Linked DNA regions of Homo sapiens: region 1 is linked to region 2. Evidence: chromatin contacts called from ENCODE Hi-C data. All regions are on one chromosome and are shown on one strand. Each heading gives the region's core, a stretch centred on a gene start or an enhancer-like site at or near the end of the contact. The rest is flanking DNA. Distances are from core to core; before and after follow the strand shown.

Evidence for each region. Hi-C counts contacts between places; a loop is a spot of excess contacts on that map. Pooled maps may share reads with other maps.
Region 1: a map of CD4-positive, alpha-beta memory T cell shows a loop between it and region 2 (33-fold over the local background). The contact joins two enhancer-like sites. A Hi-C loop is called at or near these places in 3 of 168 maps with a recorded cell type or tissue (CD4-positive, alpha-beta T cell, CD4-positive, alpha-beta memory T cell and natural killer cell) and 9 of 50 pooled maps.

The regions. Positions count from the first base shown.
Region 1 is chr2:172,929,721-172,933,815 of GRCh38, forward strand. The region is part of intron 6 of RAPGEF4 (Rap guanine nucleotide exchange factor 4); the gene reads left to right. Among named protein-coding and RNA genes, the nearest start is that of MAP3K20, 140 kb to the right of the region's middle. Within about 2 kb of position 1,616, at least 13 of the 41 ENCODE cell types and tissues checked have a DNase peak (open chromatin) inside an H3K27ac peak, as active enhancers do.
Region 2 is chr2:172,171,193-172,175,203 of GRCh38, forward strand. No RefSeq gene overlaps it. Among named protein-coding and RNA genes, the nearest start is that of DLX2-DT, 70 kb to the left of the region's middle. Within about 2 kb of position 1,404, at least 4 of the 41 ENCODE cell types and tissues checked have a DNase peak (open chromatin) inside an H3K27ac peak, as active enhancers do.

The sequences.
Region 1 (4,095 bases), core at 366-2,865, 760 kb after region 2:
GAAAATATGGCACTGCAGCCTAGACAGAAGCACACGTGAACAAATAAGAACAGTGAAGTATTGTGGGTGCTCATGTCATCAGGGTAGTGTGGCCTCAGGACAGGGATTTAGGAGCTCTTAGGGTTTCAGTTAAACTCCCAGCTCTGCCAATTTCTAACATGGGAACATGAACAAGTTACTTAACTGCCTTACTCATTTGTTTCCTCATCTACAGAAGGAGAATAATAGTAGCATCTTGCCCAGGGAGGTGTTCAAGAGTATTAATGAGATAATGTATGCCAAGGACTTAGCCAGTGCTGGCCTCTAGTATCTGCTTTGTGGAGACACATAGTGGGGCTGTGAAGTTCTTGTTAAGAAGAAGGGAAAGGGTTCAAAGTAGCCCCACAGAGGAGGCAATGTCTGGGTGGGTGCTACCCAGGGGGAAGGAAAACAATATGCCAGGCTGATAGCATTGCATGAACACAGGAAAAGAGTACCCGAATTTTCTCTTCTGAATTATTTTGGGCACTCTTCTTTCTAAGGATCCCTTTCAAAGTTATAAAAACCTGGCTTCCAAGCCATAGGCATTCCAGTGTCCCAACAAGACACCTTCCTCACCCCTCCTCAAAGAGCTTGATCTATTTTGAGTCTGGAGGGGGAATTAGCTTGAGTTTCCCCCTATTTTACTTCTCAAAATCATGCCTTCTTTTTTAAAATACAGAACTAGCTTGAGTTTGGAGGCTATTGTTCACTCTGACCTCCAGCTCCTTTTCCGTTATAATTACCCAATCAATACTCCCTCATTTCTGTTGTTCTCTTTGTTTGCCCCCCTCTTTTGAATGAATTACTTTGCAAAGCTTTCTATTGAATTTTGCCCTCTTTTTCCTTTTCTGTTTGTCAAGGTCATTTTAAATTTCAAACTAGCTCTCCTAACTGCCAGCCACCCCCACTCAATTGGGTATCATTGTTAAATTTGATAAGAATGTTTTTGATTTGATTCCATATTCAAGGCATTAATAAGCATGTTAAATTTAGCAGCATTCAGCCCAGTACCTAAGCCTGTGGGATTCAATTTGTTTGTGCTAATTTATTTGCATACATGATTTATGATCACCCCATCCAGACATAAAAGAAACTTGGGAAAACATACCATGAAAATTCTGGGTAAAACAAGGGCTAAGTCATTGAATTCACTTCTGTCATGCTTTTCACTCAATTGTAGTTTGAGGGAAAAGGAAGACAATAATTTTCTTTCTGTCTCCAAAGACATTAGTATGACGGGGTTCAATACTCATTCATTGTTACAATCCATGTCCCTAGAAGCGCATGTTTGCCAGTTCCCATCCCTGACACTTAATAGCCAGTGACACTGAACAAGTCACTCATTTCCAGGAGCTTCAGTTTCCTCACTGGTATAATGGTGATCTGACTTACCACAATAAAAGGATTAGTAAGATCAAGCCAGGCCGGGGTGGGGGGGGGGGGCGCTGGGGGGCGGGGGGACTGAACAGGTGGGAGGGGATTCCAAAACTCGACAACGATCTCAAATAGAAAACATTCTATTCAGTTTACATGGAGCGTAATTCTAGATAAGATCACATCCTGTTTCTATAGCCTCAGTCCCAGGATATTTTTCTAGCTTGCGGGGAGCTCTCTGAGGCAGGCCTGTGGGTTCTGGTGTAAGTGGAGATTGGGCCTGGAAAGCCTTAGAGAGGTGCTCTTGCTTCCTGTTGGCACTTGGTTCAATTCTCAGTTCTGGGAAGACTTCAGGACAACAAATGGAAAGTCATTCATCTTACCGTCCTTATAAACTTGGCTCAGACAGGAGAATCAGAAATTCCCAAGTCACACCAAGTGCTCCTCTGGTGCTGTAATTTGATAGCCCAATCCCAAACAAAGTGAGGAAGCCACACCCAAACCTTCCTCCAAAGTTAACCACAAAGATGAACCGGAATAGACAGTGAGAGCAGGAACACAAAGATAAGCTGGAGAAGGCAGCTGGCTTGTTTGGGGCACATCGGAGAGTCATGGATGTTATCACAGCAGCCCACCCAGGACCTGCTAGTTTTAGGTTATGTGAGATTTTTTAAATCTTACGTTTAACCAATTCTCCTTTTATAAGTGTCAAAGCATTGCAGTGTACAGCTGCCTAGTAAAAGGATTTGTAACATAGATGCGTAAATGGTTCTGTCATTCAATAATATAGTCTCTTAAATAACTGAAACAGGTAATGCTTCCCTTTCCCCTTCCCGCCACTCCTCACACCCCTTGACTCCCATGCGCCCCCCACCCCCACCCCCATGCGCCCACCCCCAGCTTTATATTTTGTGTGTGTTTTCTTCCTTTTTCTCAATTTGGTGTTTGGCATATTCAGAAAAACACGTGGGCTCCCTCTGGTGGTCATTCCGGTGTTCATGCATGTCTAACCTTCAAGTTTTAGTTACATGGCACAAGATATTTGGATGAAAAGTGGAAATATTCGTAGTAAATGTTATTTTCGTTTGTAAGATTCCTAGTACTTGGAAACCACCAAAATAACCAGCTCATTCACTCATTCATCCATTCATATGTGCACATATATAGTCTTCCATTCTCACATATTGTTGATATTTGACTTTGCTAAATGCAGCATGGTCTGGTCTGCAAGTCCATACAGAACAATTGAGTTCCAGTCCTGTAAGTTAAACAAATTTTCTCAAGGAATGGGGCTGTTAATCAGCGAGTTTTTATGGAATGCATACAGTGTATTAGACCAGGCATTGTGAAAAATAATTTGTTGCTCACCACTTAAAAAAATATATGAACAAGCTTTTTAATAGTTACAATGTTATATTATTTCCTTTTGTTGTTTAAGTCATATTCCCATTTTATTTCCTCTGTAGAAATTTATTCTACTGTAACATATTGTTTTCCAGGCCAGACGACTTTGTCATCCAGATTCAGCTATAATAACAAAGACTCAAACACAACAGCATCTTAAATAGATTTTTTTTTACTCATGTTAACTGTCCAAATATGAGCTGCCCAGGGTTAGTATGGCAGCTTCACGTTGTAACGTATGTTTGTGGTTGAAAGTCTCTTATGGATCACCCTCATACTGAACATGTATCAAAAATATGTACTTACATTTAAATATTCGTGTTTTAAAATCTCTTGTGACCATGGGTCTTTGTTACAACTTTTCTTCTAGATTGGGTTATGACAATAAGTAGATATATATGATCATCAAAACAAAATAAATATTTTATAAATTTCTGTACAAAAATATTAAACATTAAAGTAAATTACTATTAGAAATGCATCACTGGGTGACTTTGGCAAGTGTTTTAAAAAATGAATTATTTTAAAAAGTCAATTCATGCACCTTTAGGAAATAGCAGTTTCATTCTTCTTCTTGGTTTTTATGTATGCAAGCACTGGGAAAACTCATTCACAAAAACAGGAAGCTGGGGATGGAAGTAGTTTTAAGTAACAGTGTTACTAAATTCTTTGAATCCTAGGAAACTCATGTGTACTTCATGGAAAGCTAGAGATGATGGTGGAGTTGCAGTGGAGGGGTGGAAAGTGTTGCATTCTAGATGGATTTTGGAAATAGAGTCCATAGGATTTTCTGATGGATTAAATACGAGGTAAGAGAGAAGGTACTCAAGGGTGACTTCAAGGGTTTTGGCTTGAACACGTGGAAGGATGCAACTGCCATCAACCGAGGGAGGGAAGGATGAGAGTAGAGTGAGTTTGGAGACCTGGTTTCAAGGTCACTGTACTGGGCAGTATCCAAGAATGAAGTGTAATTAGATTTTGCACCGTACCTGGGTGCAGTCAATAGCTAATAATGATAAACATTAGACTAGAGAGTGATAATGAGATAGATGATAGGGATTTGCACTGAGTAGGACATGCCCGGGGCATGAATGAAATTAAAATGTGTCTGAAAGAAATGAAATAGTGAGACATAAATCAGCAAGAATTTTATCAGGTTTGTTTTGGCCCCTATTATATGTTATATATTTAAGATCATTTATGTTTATAAGTTAACTCTGTATATGCTTTCAGGTTTCACCTTTTAAATTAATAAAAGGTTGATTTATGTAATATTTCAAGTAAAAACAGCTAAGT
Region 2 (4,011 bases), core at 154-2,653:
GTTCAAAAAATATTGTTTGTAAATAAAAATGACTGTGTTAGATGCCCTAAGATACGTCTCTTCTTCTGACTAAGATATTGAAAAACTCAGGTAAGAGTTTAAATAAAATTGCTTCATAACATGTCAGAGTAGAAAAAAAGCATTATTTCAAAATCAATGTGTTATTTCACATGTGTGATTTAAGCTTTTATGTGTAACCAAATGAATAAATCCAATCCTATACACTGACATTTAACTCATATATATCCTAAACATTTATGTTTTCAAGTTGGCTAAAAGAATTCCTAAAACCGCAACTTTTTTTTTTGAGGAACTTTTCTCTTGCAACACGTGGGCTCACCATATGTTCAGGGTGCCCTGATGTTCAAGTTATATGGTATTAATATGGCCTGAAACTGAAGTGCAGAGGGCATCCATTGAAAAATGCTGGTCTACTGGATCAAGGTTCACCATAATATATGGTTATTTGGTGTTCAATAAACTTTTTTTTTTTTTTAAGACAGATTCTTACTTTGTCACCCAGGCTGGAGTGCAGTGGTGCCATCTTGACTCACTGCAACCTCCGCCTCCCGGGTTCAAATGATTCCTGTGCCTCAGCCTCGCGAGTAGCTGGAATTACAGGCGCGCACCACCACACCCGGCTAATTTTTGTATTTTTAGTAGAGACAGGGTTTCACTATGTTGGCCAGGCTGCTCTCGAACGCCTGATTTCAGGTGATCCACCGGCCTCAGCCTCCCAAAGTGCTGGGATTTTAGATGTGAGTCACCGCGCCCAGCCCAATAAACTTGTTAAGTGACAAATAAAATTGGCGAGTGAGTGTTGCTGTTGTGACTTTGCTGCTTTTTTCTTTCCTGTTCTTAACTGCTGCAGGGTTTCTTTCTGTCTTGGTGCCTATTCCTAAGACAGATGAGGAAGATAGGATCTCTGCTTCATGGAGCTTGTAGGTTCTGCTAAAGGGAATGACATGCAGATTCAATTCACAGGGAACGTGGTAAGAGCTGAGAGACTGTTACAATGGCCGCGAAAGCCAGCGAGCCAGGGGACATTTCCACTTAGCCAGAGGCCAACGTCACAAAGCAGGTGGCATTTTGGTCGAGCCTGCTTATAAGCCTAGTGTCTATAGATTTTATTAAATCATTAGAGTCATTCTTCAGGTAGAAACGGACCTTCCTTGACTTCATAAATTACAAGATGTCTGGAATTCTGAATTTTATCCCTCCAAGTCCCTCCACCGGAACTTTCCAGCACTTCGATTTTCTTCTACAGCGTGAGGGAAGGGTCAGGTTTAGACATTGTCTTGGCAAACAGATCAGCCCTCTCCATTTAGGAAGGAGGAGGGAAGCTGCTCCCGCGGCCACATTTCCTGGAAGGCTGCAGGTGAGGGCTCGGGCGGTGGCGGGCCGTGGTCCGGCGCAGTTTCCCCGCGGCCCGCTGGGTCGCACTGTGGCCTTAGGAATGTGGGCCGGGGCGGGGCGGCTTGGGAGCGCGCTGCAGCCAACGCCGCGTTCAGCCCCGGGCGCAACTGCAGCCGTGCCGGGGGCCTCCGGGGCCCCGACCGACCGACAGCTCTTTCAGACCGCAGCGAAGTTTGCACACACGACAGCACGTCCCGGGGCTAGGATCTTGCCCGCCTGCGGGGCTGACCTGCACCACCCTTGGGGAAGCGCGAACTGCCGCCCCGCTGCCGGGAGTTAGGCGCCCGGGCCTGGGTCGCCCCCACAGACGGCTCGGACGGCACGAACGAGCGGACCCCAAGGATAGTGGGCTGGGGAGGGGTCCAGTCGTGGTCACGGAAACGGGTGGTCCTCGCGCCGGGCTGCACTCATTCTGACTAGCAATATGCTGGTGGAAAGTGCTACTCCAATGCCTTTATCGTTGCGTTGCTATCATTTTCTTTATATCTACATAAATTTTTTTATTTTATTAAAAAAATATTTTTTTGGCCTTGCTTCCTCCTCCAGCGTTTGACTTTCCATTGTTGCTCAGTGCTTGGGTGGGATGTGGACTCTCTTTCCTTGTGACAGCAGAGCTCAGAGTACCATGAATCTCCCTCCCCTCTACCTTGCTTTAAATGGCTATTTCTTTCTTTTTTTTTTTTAGTTAACTAAAAATGGAAAAAATAGTAAGTGCACATGGTAGAAAATTCAAACAGTACAGAAGCCTCTTCCCCTTTCAGAGCAGGCAGCCACTGCTAATATTTTCTTTTGATTCCTTCCAGAACACAAGTATATGGCTATCTCCTTTCAAATGCGTCCCCATCCCCAAACTGGGTCATCTGCCCTGCCGCCTCAGCTCCCCCTTTATCATGTATCTTGGAGATGACCTCACATCAGCATGTGTGGGTGTACGGCATTCTTTTAGATGGCTGCCTGGTGTTCTGTATGTTATACCAGCACCCCGTAATTATTCTATCGGCCACGATGGAAGGATATGGCGGTTGTTTCCAGTCTTTTGCTATGACAAACAATTCTGCAGTGAACATCTGTGTGTATATCTTTGAGTACGTGTGCAACCATGTCTATAGAATACATTCCTAGAAGTGGAATTGTCTCCTTGAAAAATATTTGCATTTAAAATTTTATAGATTTTGCCAATTGACCACCAAAGGTGGTACCTATTGATACGCTCATCAGTGACTGCTCCCCATTTCCCTCGTTGTTCACACTAGGTTTATCGCACTTTTAAAATATTTGCCAAGGTGAGCAAATAGGCTTTAAAAGTAGAATTTCATTCTAGTTTTCATCTTTTAAATTGTGAGTACAATTTATTCTTTTCCACATGAAAAAAGAGCTACTTGAATTCTATGAGCAGATGGTTCACATCGTTTTCCTATTTCTATTGGATTATTGGATTGCAAATGATTTTTATCCTTCTTGCACATGACCAGTTAATCTCTGGTTATAATATGCCAGGACCCCATTTCTGAAAGAATTCATACTTTTTGCACGTAAAAGAAGCAAGTCAAAATTCTAGTTCCTTAGTTCCTTACAGTTTTCATCTTCTAATGCTGGCCTCTACCCTACCTGATTTTTTTTTTTCTTTTTTTTTTTTTTTGAGACGGAGTCTCGCTCTGTCGCCTGGGCTGGAGTGCAGTGACGTGATCTCGGCTCACTGCAACCTCTGCCTCCCAGGTTCAAGCGATTCTCCTGCCTCAGCCTCCTGAGTTGCTGGGGCTACAGGTGTGTGCCACTGCGACTAGCTAATTTTTGTATTTTTATTAGAGACGGGGTTTTGCCATGGTCGCCAGGCTGGTCTTGAATTCCTGACCTCAAGTGATCTACCCGTCTCAGCTTCCCAAAGTGTTGGGATTACAGGCATGAGCCATTATGCCCGGCTTCTTTGCCCTACCTTTTAAAATGTGTAAATCTCGGCCGGGCATGATGGCTGACGCCTGTAATCCCCACACTTTGGGAGGCCGAGGCAGGTGGATCACCTGAGGTCAGGAGTTTGAGACCAGCTTGGCCAACATGGTGAAACCCTGTCTGTACTAAAAATACAAAAATTAGCCGGGCGTGGTGACAGGTGCCTGTAATCCCAGCTACTCAGGAGGCTGAGGCAGGAGAATCACTTGAACCTGGTGGTGGAGGTTGCAGTGAGCCGAGATCGCACCACTGCACTCCCGCCTGGGTGACAGAGCGAGACTCTGTCTCAAAAAAAAAAAAAAAAAAAGTGTAAATCTCTTAGGCTCAGGGTGAGAAACTACAAGCTGTATTGCTTGTGCATTTATAAAGGACCTCAGAGACCATCTACCAATCCCTTCATTTACAAGTGAGGAAGCTGAGGCTCAGAGATGTTAGGAGCCCCACCCAGGATCATGGCTCAGCTACATGAGGTGGCACAAGATTTACATTTTATTTTTTTGTTTGTTTGAGACAGTCTTGCTCTGATGCCCAGACTCGAGTGCAGTGGCCTGAACACAACTCACTGTAGCCTCGAACTTCTGGGCTCAAACAATCCTCCTGCTTCAGCCTCTTGAGTAGCTGGGACCACAGGCGTGTGCCACCATGCCT